Regions from separate parts of the Homo sapiens genome. Here region 2 is linked to region 1. Evidence: chromatin loops called from intact Hi-C (ENCODE). Cell type or tissue: IMR-90. All regions are shown on one strand. Each heading gives the region's core, and the rest is flanking DNA. Links, peaks and the distances in the headings are about the cores only. Region 1 has its middle 8.1 kb from the start of ASH1L. Region 2 overlaps ASH1L (ASH1 like histone lysine methyltransferase).

Region 1 (8,945 bases), core at 946-8,945:
AAGTATAAAAGTTATACAAATGGCCAATAAGCACATGAAAAATGCTCAACATTATTAGTCATCTAGAAAATGCAAATAAAAACCACAATGAGATACCACTTCACACCCACTAGGATGGCTCAAATCAAAAGAACTGACAATGATATGTGTTGGACAGGATCTGGAAAAACTGGGATTCTCTCTCTCTCTTTTTTTTTTTGAGGGTCAAAGAACTCATTTATTTTTACTCATAGAAAGTACAAGTATTAGCCTGGCATGGTGGCTCACACCTGTAATCCCAGCACTTTAGGAAGCTGAGGCGAGTGAATCACCCGAGGTCAGGAATTTGAGAGCAGCCTGGTCAACATGGCAAAACTCCGTCTCTACTAAAAATACAAAAATTAGCTGGGCATGGCGGCGCATGCCTGTAATCCCAGCTAATCGGGAGGTTGAGGCAGGAGAATCGCTTGAACCCGGGAGGTGGAGGTTGCAGTGAGCCGAAATAGTGCCACTGCACTCCAACCTGGCAACAGGAGACTCCGTCTCAAAAAAAAAAAAAAAAAAGAAAAAGTTCTAAAATTAGATAGTGGAGGCTGTGCACGGTGGCTCAGGCCTGTAATCCCAGCACTTTCGGAGACCAGGAGTTCGAGACCAGCCTGGGCAACATAGGAAAACCTTATCTCTACTACTAATAAAAAAAATTAGCTGAACATAGTTGCCTGTGCCTGTAGTTCTGGCTGCTCAGGAGGCTGAGGCAGGAGGATCCCTTGAGTCAAGAAGCTAGAGGTTGCAGTGAGCTAGGATTGCACCACTGCACTCCAGCCTGGGTAACAGAGTGAGGTCCTATTTGAAAGCAAGCAAACAAACAAACCAATGTAAACTTACAGATGAGTTGCAAACGTAGTACGAAGAGCTTTCGTACACTCTTCATTCAGCTTTCCTTAATGTTATATATATGTCTATATATATATATACAACTATAGGACAGTTATCAAAATTAAGAAATTAAAGTTGGAACAATACTATTTACTAAACTACAGATTTTATTTGGATTTCCTCAGCTTTTCTGCTATGTCTTTTTCTTTTTTTGAGACAAGGTCTTGCTCTGTCACCTAGGCTGCAGTGTGATGACGTGATCTTGGCTCATTGTAATCTCCACCTCAATCCTTGGACTTCAGCCTCTCAAGTAGCTTGGACTACAGGCATATGCCACTACACTTGGCTAATTTTTGTGTTTTTTGTTGAGATGGGGTTTCACCATGTTGTCCAGGCTGGTCTTCAACTCCTGGGCTCAAGCGATATGCCTGCCTCTGCCTCCTAAAAGTGCTGGGATTACAGGCGTGAGCCACTGCACCCAGCCTAATGTCTTCTTTTTGTTATAAGATCCAACAGAAGATTCCACATCTGAAGATCTTTTTGTTTTTTAAAATCTGTCACCAACATATTACCCACCCTTTAAAAATTTTGCAAAAGGTATAAATTTGAAAAATATATCCACATCGATCTCATTCAAGTCATTGATACAACTATTTAACAGGATACGATTGCCTAGCATAGCCTGGGTACAGTTTGTAATTTTTTTTTTTTTTTTTTTGTGAGATGGAGTTTTGCTTTTGTCACCCAGGCTGGAGTGCAATAGCGTGATCTCGGCTCACTGTAACCTCTGTCTCCTGGTTTCAAGCAAGTCTCCTGCCTCAGCATCCCTAGTAGCTGGGATTACAGGCACCTGCCACCACGCCCAGCTAATTTTTGTATTTTTAGTAGAGTCAGGGTTTCACCATGTTGGCCAGGCTGGTCTCAAACTCCTGACCTTAGGTGATCAGCCAGTTTCACCATCCCAAAGTGCTGGGATTACAGGCGTGAGCCACTGCGCCTGGTCAGTTCGTATTTTTTTTTTCCGTAGGGACAGGGTTTCGCCATGTGGTCCAGGCTAGTTTCAAACTCCTGAGCTCAAGCGATCTGTCTACCTTGGCCTCTCAACTGCTGGCATTACAGGCGTGTGCCACCATTCCCAGCTAATTTTTCTATCTTTTTTGTAGAGAAAGGATCTCATTATGTTGCCCAGGTTGCTCTCAAACTCTTGGGCTCAAGCGATCCACCTGCCTTGGCCTCTCAAAGTGCTGGGATTATAGATGTGAGCCACTGTCTGGCCCACTTGGGTATAGTTTAAAAATTCTGATACCCAGAGTGTGCCTCAGATCAATTAAATCAGCCTCTGATAGTGACCCAGGCATCAATATTTTTAAAGCTCCCCAGCTTATTCCAATGTGCAGCCAAGAGTGATAACCACTGCCTGTATGTCCATGGTTAAGGGAACTTCAACCCATTTTGCTAACATGTAGCCTTTGGGTATGGTTATTCAACCAATTAAACATTCAGTATACATTTCTCCAAAAAGCCACTGTGCGAGATTATCAAATGCCTAACTTTAATGAGGACATACCAATAATGGAATTTGATCTACCATTCTAAGAATTCTTTTTTTTGACTGGCGCAGTGGCTCACACCTGTCATCTGAGCACTTTGGGAGGCCAGGGCGGGTGGATCGCCTGAGGTCGGGAGTTCGAGACCAGCCTGACCAACATGGAGAAACCCCATCTCTACTAAAAATACAAAATTAGCCAGACGTGGTGGCGCATGCCTGCAAACCCAGTTACTTGGGAGGCTGAGGTGGGAGAATCGCTTGAACCCAGGAGGCGGAGGTTGCAGCAAACCGAGATCATGCCATTGCACTCCAGCCTGGGCAACAAGAGCGAAACTCCATCTCAAAAAAAAGAAAAAAAAATTCTCCATCTCCCGGGTTCAAGCAATTCTCTGCCTCAGCCTCCCGAGTAGCTTGGGATTACAGGTGCCCGAAACCATGGCTGGTTAAGTTTTGTATTTTTAGTAGAGACGGGGTTTCACCATCTTGGCCAGGATGGTCTTGAACTCCTGACTTCGTGATCCACCAGCCTGTCCTCTCAAAGTGCTGGGATTACAGGCGTGAGCCACCGCACCCGGCCATTCCAGGAATTCTAACAAGAAGGATATATTTGTCTGTCATGACTTTCTTTTGTACTAAACCCAGACTGATTCCTCATGATCAGTAATTCTTTCTCTAAATTAGTAGTTCTCTACCAGGGGGATTTTGTCCCCTCCCCCAACATTTGACAATGAATGTTTGGAGGCATTTTGGTTGTCACAGCTGAGGGAGGGAAGGGAGGATGCTATTGGCATCGAGTGAGTAGAGGCCAGGTATGTTGCTAAAGTCTACAATGCACAGGGAGTCCCCCACAACAAAGAATGATCCATCCCCAAATGTCAACAGTGTTGAGGTTGAGATTGTCCTAAATCCCAAGTCCCATAGGAAAAGTTTGGCTCACAAAGACTAATTTCTTTTTTTTTTTTTTTTTGAGACAAGAGTCTCACTCTGTCGCCCAGGCTGCAGTGCAGTGGCGCAATCTTGGCTCACTGCAACCTCCGCCTCCTGGGTTCAAATGATTCTCCTGCCTCAGCCTCCCAAGAAGCTGGGATTATAGGTGTCTGCCACCACATCCGACTAATTTTTGTATTTTTAGTAGAGATGAGGTTTCACCATGTTGGCCAGGCTGACCTCCTGACCTCAAGTGATCTGCCCTCCTCGGCCTCCCAAAGTGCTGGGATTACAGGCGTAAGCCACCATGCCAAGCCACAAAGAGTAATTTCATTGTTTTCATAATTTCAGAGAGAAAAAGCAGAATTCCTTATGCTGTATTTTCTCATCTTAATAATATCTATCTCCCCAGGTTTGGATTCCTAGAGCAATGTTAGAGCTATAAAAGTAAAAGAGTTCTGAAATTTACTGATTATCACAAACTTCAACAGTGCTAACTTCTCCAAGCTCTAAGGTTTTTGTTTGAGATAGGGTCTCCTGCAGTCTCCAAGGCTTGAGTGCAGTGGTATCATCGCTCACTGCAGTCTTGAACTCCTGGGCTCAAGTGATCCTCTCCCTTCAGCCTCCTGAGGAGCTTGGACTACAGCAGGGGTGTCCAATCTTGGCTTTCCTGGGCCACGTCGAAAGAATTGTCTTGAGCCACACATAAAACACACCAACACTAACAACAGCTGATGAGCTAAAATAGCAACAACAACAATGAAATCACAGAAAAAAAAGGCTCTTAATGTTTTAAGAAAGTTTATCAATTTGTGTTGGGCCCTATTCAAAGCCGTCCTGGGTTGTATGCAGCCCATGGGCCACAGGTTCGACAAGCTTGGACTATAGGCATGTACCACCATGACTGGCTAATTTTTACTTTTTTATAGAGATGGGGCTATGTTGCCAGGCTGGTCTTCAGCTCCTGGCCTGAAGCAATTCTCCCACTTTGGCCTCCCATAAAGTGCTGGGATTATACATGTGAGCATTGTGTCCGGCCAACCTCAGTCTTGTAGCTATAGGTGTTTTTGCTAGAAATAATGCATGTGGTTTACAATTCTGATAACAGTGCAAGTGATGATACAATATACACTTTTTAAAGCTCCCCAGCTTTTAAAGCTGCATTAGCTCTTCTGCAATGAAGAAAGCAAGAAGGAAGGAAATACAGTAGTCCACCCTTATCCTCGGGAGATCCCACTGCAGGATTCCCAGGGGATGCCTGAAACCATACAGAGTACTGATCACTAAATAAATAAACACACACACAAACACACACACACAGTTTTTTCCTATAGGTATATACCTATAATCAAGTTTAATTTATAAATCTGGCACAGTAACAAATGAACAGCAATAACCAATAAGAAAACGGAACAATATACCATACAAAAGTTATGTGAACATGGTCTCGCTCATTCTCAAAATATCTCATAGTACCGTGCTCACCCTTCTTGTGTTGAAGTGAGATGATAAAACGCTTATAAGATAAGATAAAGTGAATGACTTAGGAATTCTGATGTAGCTAATATCAACCTTCTGACTATACCTAAGAAGGGGGATCATCTTAGGGTGATCCTGAATCACTGAGTCATGCTGATGTCCACAGATGGATGTCAAAAGCCGATGATGTCAATGACTGACCAATGGGAGCACGTACAGCGTGGTTATGTTGATTCATATCCAGGACAGGGTGGTGCAAAATTTCATCACGTTACTCAGAACAGTGGACAATTTAAAACTTAAACTACTATGGAAGGGACTATGACTGCTTCTTAGGGTAGCAGATATTCTAGATACTCTTCAGCAAAATGGACTCCACACTGTATCTGATAGGTTTCAAAAGACTTCAAAAAAGGCATGTTAGTGTACACACATGACTGGGATTAACATTCTAGAATTTTAGGACTCAATGGTACACCACTGAGGTATTGAAATGAATTCAACTGTAAATTTAGATTATGGTTCTGAGGTGGAGATGCATAAAAATGAAAACTTAAAACAAATACCAACACAATTGGGTATTTCTGGGTACTAACGTTCCAGGTAATTATCTTTCTCGACTTTCATTTCTAATGTTAATAGTTAGCAATATCAATAATATTGTTTATAAAAGAAATACTGTCCAAACTTTATTAAGGTGCTCATGTTAACACTTAAGGTTTCAGATTTTCAAACTTGGGATGTTCAAACAGTAGGTATAATACAAATATTCCAAAATCCAACAAAATCTCAAATCCACAACATTTCTGTTCCCAAACATTTTCGTAAAAAAAACCTAAAAAAACAAAAAAACCAAAAAAAACAACTGGCCGGGTGCAGTGGATCATGCTTGTAATCTCAGCACTTTGGGAGATTGAGGAGGGTAGATCACAAGGCCAGGAGTTTGAGAACAGCCTGGCCAACATAGTGAAATCCTGTCTGTACTAAAAATACAAAAAATTAGTCAGGCGTGGTGGCGGGCACCTGTAATCCCAGCTACTCGGGAGGCTGCGGCAGTAGAATTGCTTGAACCCGGGAGGGGGAGGTTGCAGTGAGCTGAGATTGCGCCATTGCACTCCAGCCTGGGTGACAGTGCGAGAATCTGTCTCAAAAAAAAAAAAAAAAAAAAAGACCGGGCGCAGTGGCTCACGCCTGTAATCCCAGCACTTTGGGAGGCCGAGATGGGCGGATCATGAGGTCAGGAGATCGAGACCACCCTGGCTAACATGGTGAAACCCTGTCTCCACTAAAAATACAAAAAATTAGCTGGGCGTGGTGGCGGGCGCCTGTAGTCCCAGCTACTCAGGAGGCTGAGGCAGGAGAATGGCTTCAACCCGGGAGGTGGAACTTGCAGTGAGCTGAGATCGCGCTACTGCACTCCAGCCTGGGTGACAGTGCAAGACTCTGTTTCAAAATATAAATAAATAAATAAATAAAAATAAAAAACCCTTGGGAGGCCGAGGCAGGTGGAACATTTGAGGTCAGGAGTTCAAGACCAGCCTGACCAACATGCTGAAACCCCGGCTCTACTAAAATACAAAACTTAGCTGGGTATGGTGGTGGGTGCCTGGAATCTCAGCTACTCAGGAGGCTGAGGCAGGAGGAGAATCACTTGAACCCGGGAGATGCAGGTTGCAGTGAGCCAAGACTGCACCACTGCATTCTAGCCTGGGCAACACAGTGAGACTCCTTCTCAAAAAAAAAAAAGAAAAAGAAAAAGAAAAAGAAAAAGAAAAAAAGGCCGGGGGCAGTAGCTCAAATCTCAAATTCAAAACATTTTTGTTCCCAAACATTTTCGTAAACAAAACAAAACAAAACAAAAAAACTGGCTGGGTGCAGTGGATCATGCCTGTAATCCCAGCACTTTGGGAGACTGAGGCGGGTGGATCACAAGGTCAGGAGTTTGAGACCAGCCTGGCCAACATAGTGAAATCCTGTCTCTACTAAAAACACAAAAAATTAGTCAGGTGTGGTGGCGAGCATCTGTAATCCCAGCTACTCAGGAGGCTGAAGCAGGAGAATCACTTGAATCCGGGAGGCGGAAGTTGCAGTGAGCTGAGATCACACCACTGCACTCCAGCCTGGGCAACAGAGTGAGACCGCATCTCAAAAAACAAACAAAAAAAACTCAACCTGTACCCAAACAAAAATCTCAAATTTCTTCCGTCTTAAATAAAAATTTTTTTTGGCTGGGCGCGGTGGCTCATGCCTGTAATCTCAGCACTCTGGGAAGCTGAAGTGGGTGGATCACAAGGTCAGGAGTTCAAGACCAGCCTGGCCAAGATGGTAAAACCCCATCTCTACTAAAACTACGAAAATTAGCTGGGCACAGTGGCGGGCACCTGTAATCCCAGCTACTTGGGAGGATGAGGCAGGAGAACCGCTTGAACCCAAGAGGCGGAGGTTGCAGTGAGCCCAGATCGTGACACTGCACTCCAGCCTGGGCAATAGAGTGAGACTCCGTCTCAAAAAAAATAAAATAAAATAAAATAAAATAAAATAAAATAAATAATTTTTTTTTTTGTTCAGACAGGGTTTCGCTCTTGTTGCCCAGGCAGGAGTGTAATGGTGCAATCTCCGCTCACTGCAACCTCTACCTGCTGGGTTCAAGTGATGCTCCTGCCTCAGCCTCCCAAAGTAGGTGGGATTACACGCGCCCACCACCATGCCCAGCTGATTTTTTTGTATTTTTAGTTGAGACGGGGTTTCATCATGTTGGCCAGGCTGGTCTCGAACTTCTGGCATCAGGTGATCCACCTGCCTTGGCCTCCCAAAGTGTGGGGTTACAGGCATGAGCCACCACGCCCAGCCAATATTTTTAATGGCTCTTGGCGAGGCACAGTGGCTCATGCCTAAATCCCAGGAACTTGGGAGGCCAAGACGGGTGGATCACCTAAGGCCAGGAGTTCAAGACCAGCCTGGCCAACATGGCGAAACGCTGTCTCTATTAAAAATACAAAAATTAGGCCGGGCGCGGTGGCTCACGCCTGTAATCCCAGCACTTTGGGAGGCCGAGGCGGGCGGATCACGAGGTCAGGAGATCGAGACCACGGTGAAACCCCGTCTCTACTAAAAATACAAAAAAATTAGCCGGGCGCAGTGGCGGGCGCCTGTAGTCCCAGCTACTCGGGAGGCTGAGGCAGGAGAATGGCGTGAACCCGTTAGGCGGAGCTTGCAGTGAGCGGAGATCGCGCCACAGCACTCCCGCCTGGGCGACAGAACGAGACTCCGTCTCAAAAAAAAAAAAAAAAAAAAATTACAAAAATTAGCCAAATTAGACAGGCGTGGTGACACACACCTGTAGTCCTAGCTACTCAGGAGGCTGAGGCGGGAGAATCACTTGAACCCGGGAGGCAGAGGTTGCAGTGAGTTGAGATTGCTCCACTGCTCTGCAACCTGGGTGACAGAGCAAGACTCTGTGGGGAAAAAAAAAAAACCAACTCTTATGATTACATAGCATTTACCATAACTCGTCAAATGTAAAGTCAACCCTGACCATACTTCAGTAAATTTTATCTTAGAAAAAACAAGTTCCTGCCCAACAGTAGTCCCGGCTACCGAGGAGGCTGAGGCAGCGGTAGGATCCCTTGAGCATGGGAGCTAGTCTGCAGCCTAGGCAACATAGTAAGAGCAGGTTAATATTTTAACCTGGCCGGGTGTGGTGGCTCACACCTGTAATCCCAGCACTTTGGGAGGCCGAGACGGGCGGATCACCTGAGGTCGGGAGTTCAAGAGCAGCCTGACAAACATGGAGAAACCCCATCTCTACTAAAAATACAAAATTAGCCAGGCGTGGTGGCACATGCTTGTAATCCTAGCTGCTTGGGAAGCTGAGGCAGGAGAATTGCTTGAACCCGGGAGGCGGAGGTTGCAGTAAGCCGAGATCACGCCATTGCACTCCAGCCTGGGTAACAAGAGTGAAACTCTGTCTCAAGAATAAAAAAAAAAAAATTAACTTTATTTTGTTTTACATTTTAGAGACAGAGTTTCACTCTCTTGCCCAGGCTGGAGTGCAGTGGTGTGTGATCATGGCTCACGGTAGCCTCAAACTCCTGGACATGCCACCATGGCCTGGCTAATTTTTCTTATTTTTTGT
Region 2 (8,945 bases), core at 525-8,524, 180 kb after region 1:
CCCTTATCCAGTTCATCTCAAGTTCTGTTGTGTTTCTATCCCTGAAATATATCCTACTCCTCTCCAAATCTCATTGCTATCTCTCAAGTCTGTGACAGTAGTATCTTTTCTTCAGGCTGCTGCAATAGCCATCTAACAGATCTATTTCCAGTTGTGTTTCCATGTGGCCCAGCCTCCATTCAGTAAAAACAGAAATTATTTTTTAACTTAACCCAGATCATACTTAAAAGCTTTGCATGGCTTACCATCAGATTAAAATGCAAACTTCTTGACTTGAATGATCTGGTTCCTGATTACCCCATCTCTCTCCTTTTATTCATTCCCATCTCAACCTTATTCACTATATTGTGTCATACTGGCCTTCTTTCAGTTTTTAGAACATAGCAAGCTTTTTCCCACTGGAGGGTCATTATACTTGTTATTCCCATTGCCTGAAAAGCTCTTTTTCAGTCTTCCCATGGTTGGTTTCTGCTCATCTTTTAAGGATGATCTTAATGTTAGTATCAGCTTCAATACGATTTATTTTCTTTAAAATAATTTTCCTGATAGTCTCATCAAAAGAGGCTTCGTCTCTCTTTGTTCTAGATAACATCACTCTCTATATCTATAATTACAATATTTATTTGGCTCCTCCATTAGATTATAATCTCCGGCAGTACAGGATCATTGTCTTTCTTACTCTCCCTGGATTTCCCAGCACCTGGTACATAATAGAAGTTTATCAAATATTTGCCGTACAAATGAAAGAAAAGGAGAAGGCTGGGTGCGGTGGCTCACACCTGTAACCCCAGCAGTTTGGGAGACCTAGGCAGGTGGATCACGAGGTCACGAGATTGAGACTATCCTGACTAACAGTGAAACCCTGTCTCTACTAAAAATATAAAAAATTAGCTGGGCATGGTGGCAGGCACCTGTAGTCCCAGCTACTTGGGAGGCTGAGGCAGGAGAATGGCGTGAACCCAGGAGGCGGAGTGTGCAGTGAGCCGAGATTGCACCACTGCACTCCAGCCTGGACGACAGAGTGAGACTCAGTCTCAAAAAAAAAAAAAAGAAAAGAAATAAGGATAAAATATTGAATGTAAATGTCAGGTTTTCTTCATATATTCAGTTTGTTTAAACAAAATTGCTTTAAAGGGGTTCATTAAACACATAGTATGAAACCAGGAACACCTTAATTGTATACTTGATGTTGATCCTATGTCTTGTAGTGTTTTCTTCAACTATGATTCTCTTAACTCTCTTGACTGTGGAGCTCTTGTTTATATTCTGATTAACTAATCTCCTTTTCTCCCTGAGAGAGTTCAGTACCAGCAGAGTTTTTTAATCAGCAGACATAAACAAGTTCTTCAGTAAAGATTAGTTTGCTTGAATTATTCTGTATTGGGTGGCTGGAGACAGATTTAACTACAACATGAAGTTACAAGGTTTAATTCTCAGCTACATAAACTTTACGTGTGCTTACTTAATGAAGGTAAGAGTAAGTTCCTTATTCTCTAGGATTAGTGCCAAAGCTCTTTTGAAAGAGTCTTTTGTATTTACTAGTGAGATCATAGCAGCGGAAGCAGGCTCTCAGCAAATTTAAAATCTGCTAATGATAAATAGGCTTTGAAAATAAGAACAAGGCTGGACGCGGTGGCTCACACTTGTAATCCCAGCACTTTGGGAGGCTGAGGTGGGCGGATCCCTTGAATCCAGGAGTTCAAGATCACCCCATTGCACTCCGGCATGGGTGACAAGAGTGAGACTCCATCTCAAAAAAAAAAAAAGACGAGGAATTCTACTTTTGGTATTGAAAGAGTAGATTACATCAGGCTAACCCTCCCGGGAATAACAATTATCCACCTGTAATCCCAGCACTTTGGGAGGCCGAGGCAGGTGGATCACCTGAGGTCAGGAGTTCAAGACCAGCCTGGCCAACATGGTGAAACCCCATCTGCACTAAAAATACAAAAATTAGCTGGACATAATGGTGTGTGCCTGTAGTCCCAGCTCCTCAAGAGGCTGAGGCACGAGAATCACTTGAACCTGGGAGGCAGAGGTTGCAGAGAGCCGAGATCATGCTACTATACTCCAGCCTGGGCAACAGAGCAAGACTCTCAAAAAAATAAATAAATAAATAAGAAAAAAATGCATCAACTGGACAAATTTAAAACATAGTAATCCTAAGTCACTGGAGAGCAACCAAAAGCAGGCACAAACTGAAGAAAAATCAATAATTAGAAGAGGAGAAGCACACTGGTTGCATTTCCCGCTTGTATAGCTCTTTTTATCTGTGGCCAGGTCCCAGTTAGCAGTACAAGTAAGCACTTAGAAACCTTGAATCTTACTGATTATTTAAGGGCCATGTTTCAGGACAGCTACAGCAGCAGGAAAGTGAGGGATAAAATGCTAATAGGGGAAACTGCAAATTTTGCATATAAACTCAAGCCACTTATCTAGGTAACTGACCCCCTAAACTATGTATATGCAGCCAGAATCCAGTATAGTTAGTTGAGACTAAAGATACTAAGTAGGGATTTCAGCTGCTGCCTACCCCACGGAAGAGAGTGTTACAGATTTTGGTTAACCCACAGTAACTGGTTGCTCTAATGCAAAGAAAAACTTATTTTCTTTTATTTCTTTCTTATTTTTTTATTTTTATTTCTATTTTTTTGAGATGGAATCTCATTGTGTTGTTGAGGCTCAAGTGCAGTAGTGCAATCTTGGCTCACTGCAGCCTCTACCTCCTAGGCTCAAGTGATTCTCCCACTTCAGCCTCCCAAGTAGCTGGGACCACAGGCATGCACTACCACACTTGGCTAATTTTTTGTACTTTTGATAAAGATAGGGTTTCACCATGTTGCTCAGGCTAGTCTCAAACTCTTGAGTTCAAGCAGTTTGCCCACCTCAGCCTCCCAAAGTGCTGGGATTACAGGCATGAGCCACTGTGCCCGGCCGAAACCAGTTATTTTCATAGGATAATAACACAATTGAGAATCTCTGTAACGTATTACTTATAATGTCCATAATTCAATCCAAAATTACTGGACGTTAATAAACATGAAAATATAATTCATATTAAGAGAGAAGGCAGTCAACACTGACAATTTCCAAGGTCATCCAGATGCTGAAAATAGCAGACAAGGATTTTAAAGTCATTGTTATAACTGTGTTCAAGGATGTAAAGGAAAATATGCTTATAATGAACAAGCAGATAAATCTTAAAAATGGAAACATAAAAATTTTAAAATGAACAATAGCAAATGAAAGTCCCAGAACTAAAACATATATGTCTGATTTTAAAACACAAAATGTAGGTTTAATAACAGATTGAAGATGGCAGAAGTGTCAGTTGAACTTGAAAGTATATGAATATAAATTGTCAGCCAGGTGTGATGGTTCACACCTGTAATGCCAGCACTTTGGGAGGCTGAGGCAGGTGGATCACCTGAGGTCAGGAGTTCGAGACCAGCCTGGCCAACATGGCAAAACCCCATCTCTGCCAAAAATACAAAAATTAGCCAGGTGTGGTGGCATGCACTTGTATTCCCAGCTACTCAGGAGGCTGAGGCAGGACAATCGCTTGAACCCAGGAGGCAGAGGTTACAGTGAGCAGAGATTGCGCCACTGTACTCCAGCCTGGGCAACAGAGCAAGACTCCGTCTCAAAAAAAAAAAACACAGGCAGGTGTGGTGGCTCACGCCTATAATCCCAGCACTTTGGGAAGCCAAGGCGGGCAGATCATGAGGTCAGGAGATCGAAACCATCCTGGCTAACACGGTGAAACCACGTCTCTACTAAAAATACAAAAAAATAATTAGCCAGGCGTGGTGGCGGGCGCACGTAGTCCCAGCTACTCAGGAGGCTGAGGCAGGAGAATGGTGTGAACCCGGGAGGTGGAGCTTGCAGTGAGCCGAGATCACGCCACTGCACTCCAGCCTGGGTGACAGAGCGAGACTCCGTCTCAAAAAAAAGAAAGAAAAAAGGGGGGGGGGGGAGAATGATATTAACTACAGATATCTTTAATAAGATAAGGAAATTCCTTTTTAGTTCTGAGAGCTTTCTGCAGAAGTCTTTAGAATTAATTTTGTTCTATAGTTGTTTTTTCTTTTAAAGTCTTTGTCAAGTTTTGTATTAGGCATACACTAGCTTCATTAAATGAGTTGGAAAATTATTTTCCTCCTCTGTTTTCTGGAAGACTGGTATTACTTCTTTCTCAAACATATACCAGACTTCACTAGGGAAGCCATTTAGAACTGAAATTTTTTATGTGAATAATATGGTAAGGTACTCAATTTATTTAAAAGATCTAGACTATTCAGATGTTCATCTTGACTCAGTTTTGATACGTTGTATTTCTAAAGGAATTTGTCCATTTTATCTAAATTATTAAAGATACTGGCATAACATTATTTATAACATTCCCTTATTAGTCTCTTAATGAGTCTAGGACCTATAGTGAGATCAACTTTTTTTATTTTGGATACTGGTAAGCCACCACACCTGGCCTAATATCATTCTTAATGGTGAAATGTTGAATGTTTCCTCCTAAGATTGGGAAGAAGATAGAGTTGTCCACTCTGACTCAGCATTACATGGATGTTCTAGGCAGTGTATTAAGTCAAGAAGATGAGTAAGAGTCATCATAATGATCAGGAAGGAAGAAATGAAACTGTTTCTGTTTATAGATGACATGATTGTTTATATAAAAAAAAAATCCAAAGAGATCCACACCAAAAAAAAAAAAAAAAAGCTACTGGTAGTAGTAGCAGCAAGGTTACTGGAAAATCATCAGTATTAAAAAATCAATTGTATTCTTATAAAACTTAATATACTCTGAACATTTGATGTGGCAGTCATGCTCCTTGGTATTTTCTCAAATAATTTGAAAACATATCTATTGAAAAGAAAAACCTGCATATAGATGTGTGTTTTGTTTTTGTTTTTGTTTTCTTTTGAGATGGAGTCTCGCTCTGTTGCCCAGGCTGGAGTGCAGTGGCGTGATCTTGGCTCTCTGCATTCTCCTCCTCCTGGGTTCAAGCAATTCTTGCACCTCAGCCTCCTGAGTATCTGGGACTGCAGGCATGCGCCACCATGCCCAGCTAATTTTTGTATTTTTAGTAGAGACGGGGTTTCACCATGTTGCCCAGGCTGGTCTCAGACTCCTAACCTTAAGTGATCCACCCACCTCGTCCTTCCAAAGTGCTGGGATTACAGGCATGAGCCACCGCGCCTAGCCTCTTTTTTAAAGTCTTAAATAAACATATATTCAGATAATATAAATATATATCTCCAAGTAAAGGGTTTATTTGGGAATAATATACAATAATTAGGCTTGGCGTGGTGGCTCACACCTGTAATCCCAACACTTTGGGAGGCCGAGGCAGGCAGATCACCTGAGGTCAGAAGTTCGAGACCAGCCTGGCCAACATGGTCTCTACTAAAAATAGAAAAAAATTAGCCAGGAGTGATAGTGGATGCCTGTAATCCCAGTTACTCAGGAGGCTGAGACAGGAGGATCACTTGAACTCAGGAGGTGGAGGTTGCAATGAGCCAGGATCACACCATTGCACTCCAGCCTGCGTGACAGAGCAAGACTCTGTCTCAAAAAAAAAGAATTAGTCCAGGCATGGTGGCTCATGCCTGTAATCCCAGCACTTTGGGAGGCCGAGGAGAGAAGATCGCTTGAGGCCAGGAGTTTGAGACCAACTTAGGCAATGTAGTGAGAACCTCTCTCTATAAAGCAATAACAACATTTGCTGGGTGCGGTGGTACATGCCTACTCAGGAGGCTGAGGCAGGAGGATCACTTGAGCCCAGGAGATCGAGGCTGCAGTGAGTTATGATTGCACCAGCGCACTCCAGCCTGGGTGATGGATCAAGTCCCTGTTTTCTATGAAAAAAAAAAAAAAAAAGAATCGCAATTCAGGACACATAGACCAGGGTAGTCCCTAAGTGTGTCTGAAAAACAAAGAGAAAGGCTGGGGTTGTATTGAGCAAAAGAGGAAGGTTGGAAGAAGGTCAGCCAGGCCCAGTGGCTCAAGCCTATAATCCCAGCACTTTGGGAGGCTGAGGCTGAGGCTGTTGGATTGCTTGAGCTCAGGAATTCGAGACCAGCCTGGACAACATAATGAAAACCCATGTATACAAAAATTTAAAAAGAAAAGAAAAATTTAGCCAGGTATGGTGACATGCACCTGTGGTCCAGCTACTTAGGAGCCTGAGGCAGGAGGATCACCTGAGCCTGGGAGCTTGAGGCTGCAATGAGCTGAGATTGCACCAGTGCACTCCAGCCTGAAAGACAGAGTGAGATCCTGTCTCAAAAACAAAGAAAGAAAAGAAAAAGGTCACTGGTACAGTTGTCATTGGTGAGTGGCAGCAGTTACTATATAAGACATAGTCTTAATTATAGTTAGAGTGAATTTTCTGTTGAAATGCAAAATCAGTTCCTGGATCAGGGACCTTAGTGCCCTCCCCCATGGCCTCCTGACTCCATTTTAGTTGGATATGGTATGAATGATTCCGTTTTGTCTAATCAACTTTCACACCTCTCTCAAACTTACACCAGCAAACACCCACTGGGGAGTGTTTGCTTAAGCAAAAGTTCCTTAAGCTGATAAACAACTTTAGCAAAGTCTCAGGATACAAAATCAATGTACAAAAATCACTAGCATTCCTATACACCAATAACAGTTAAGCCAAGAGCCAAATCATGATTGAACTCTCATTCACAATTGCCACAAAAAGAATAAAATACCTAGGAATACAGCTAACTAGGGAAGCGAAGGATCTCTATAAGGAGAACTACAAACCACTGCTCAAAGAAATCAGCGAAGACACAAATGGAAAAATATTCCATGCTTATGGATTGGAAGAATAAATACCGTTAAAATGGCCATATTGCCCAAAGCAATTTATAGATTCAATGCTATTCCCATTAAACTACCATTGAAATTCTTCATAGAGCTAGAAAAAAACTATTTTAACATTCATATGGAACCAAAAAAGAACCTAAATAGCCAAGGCAATCCTACACACAAAAAAAGAACAAAGCTGAAGGCATCATGCTACCTGACTTCAAACTATACTACAGGGCTACAGTAATCAAAACAGCATGGTACTGATACAAGAGCAGACACATAGACCAGTGAAACAGAATAGAGAACCCAGAAATAAGACTGCACACCTACAACTGCGTGATCTTTAACAAACCTGACAAAAACAAGCAATTGGGTAAGGATTCCCTATTCAGTAAATGGTGCTGGGATAACTGGTTAGCCATATGCAGAAGGTTGAAACTGGACCCCTTCCTTACAGCATATACAAAAACAAAATATGGATTAAAAACTTCAATGTAGGCCAGGCGTGGTGGCTCACGCCTGTAATCCCAGCACTTTGGGAGGCTGAGGCACGTGGATCACTTGAGGCCAGCAGTTCGAGACCAGCCTGATCAACATGGCAAAATCCCATCTCTAACAAAAATGCAAAAATTAGCTGGGTGTGGTGGCACATGCCTATAATCCCAGCTACTTGAGAGGCTGAGGCATGAGAATCACTTGAACCCTGGAGGTGGAGGTTGCATTGAGCTGAGATCGCTGCACTCCAGCCTGGGCAACACAGCAAAACTCTGTCTCAAAAAAAAAAAAAGACTTAATTGTAAAACCCAAAACTATAAAAACCCTGAAAGACAATCTAGGCAGTACCATTCAGGACATAGGCACAGGCAAAGACTTCATGACGATGCCAAAAGCAATTGTAACAAAAGCAAAAATGGACAAATAGTATGAACTTCTGCGCAGCAAAATAAACTATGAACAGAGTAAACAACCTATAAAATGGGAGAAAAATTTTGCAAACTGCTTCTGACAAAGATCTAATATCCAGCATCTATAAGGAACTTAAATATACAAGAAAAAAAACCATTGAGAAGTGGGCAAGGCCTGGTGTGGTGGCTCACGCCTGTCATCCCAGCACTTTGGGAAACCAAGGCAGGCAGATCACTTGAGATCAGGAGTTTGAGACCAGCCTGGCCAACATGGTGAAACCCCGTCTCTACTAAAAAAAAAAAATAGAAAAAATTAGCTGGGCATGGTGGCACGTGCCTGTAATCCCAGCTATTCAGGAGGCTGAGACAGAATTGCTTGAACTCCGGGTGGCAGAGGTTGCAATGAGCTGAGAACATGCCACTCCACTCCAGCCTAGGCAAAAAAGTAAGACTCCGTCTCAAAACAACAATAATAATAAAATTTTTTTAAAGACTCTTGGCCAGGCGCAGTGGCTCACATCTGTAAACCCAGCACTTTGGGAGACCAAGGCAGGCAGATCACCTGAGGTCAGGAGTTTGAGACCATTGGCCAACATGGTGAAACCCTGTCTCTACTTAAAATACAAAAAAATTAGTTGGGCACGGTGGTGGGCTCCTGTAATCCCAGCTACTTGGGAGGCTGAGGCGGGAGAATCGCTTGAACTCAGGAGGCACAGGTTGCAGTGAGCTGAGATTACACCACTGCACTCCAGCCTGGGTGACAAGAGTGAGACTCCATCTCCAAAAAAAAAAAAAATGGGCAAGGGACATGAACAGACACTTCTCAAAAGACATATACGTGGCCAACAATCATATGTCTCTCCCTCCACTGCCATGGTGTCAGAGGAGGTCTAGCCGAGTCAGACTTTTACCAACACCTAGCAGTAACATAACTACCCCACCACAATGTCAGTGGAGACCCCTTGGGAAATTGGAATTCTAACCATTCCCTAGCAGTAATGGGGAGCTTCCCCATCCCCCAACACTCAGGTTTCAGTGGAGGCCTAGTAGGCAACTTGGTCTTTTACTTACAGCTGGCAGTAATGAGGCAGCTTTATCCCTTTTCTGCTGGAGCAGTTTCAGAAAAAGCCAGCTAAAATACAAATTTCATAAAATCTAGAACCTTATACTACTACAAAAGTGTTTAACTTTGAATTTAAAAT

What was found. Peaks named below come from ENCODE experiments on the same cell type or tissue, not always from the same donor. Only the 100,000 strongest peaks of a DNase experiment are listed, where the experiment ranks them.
Region 2: it touches region 1 in a loop (2.0-fold over the local background); 4 of 110 quality-filtered maps call a loop at or near these places.

The regions. Positions count from the first base shown.
Region 1 is chr1:155,566,469-155,575,413 of GRCh38, reverse strand. It overlaps a transcript of MSTO1 not described here and the pseudogene LOC101929703. Among named protein-coding and RNA genes, the nearest start is that of ASH1L, 8.1 kb to the right of the region's middle. In IMR-90, for the core only: no CTCF peak of the experiment used is centred there; a DNase peak (open chromatin) is centred at 4,993.
Region 2 is chr1:155,385,664-155,394,608 of GRCh38, reverse strand. The region is part of intron 7 of ASH1L (ASH1 like histone lysine methyltransferase); the gene reads left to right. Among named protein-coding and RNA genes, the nearest start is that of MIR555, 44 kb to the right of the region's middle. RefSeq lists a silencer at 1-104. In IMR-90, for the core only: no CTCF peak of the experiment used is centred there; a DNase peak (open chromatin) is centred at 4,588.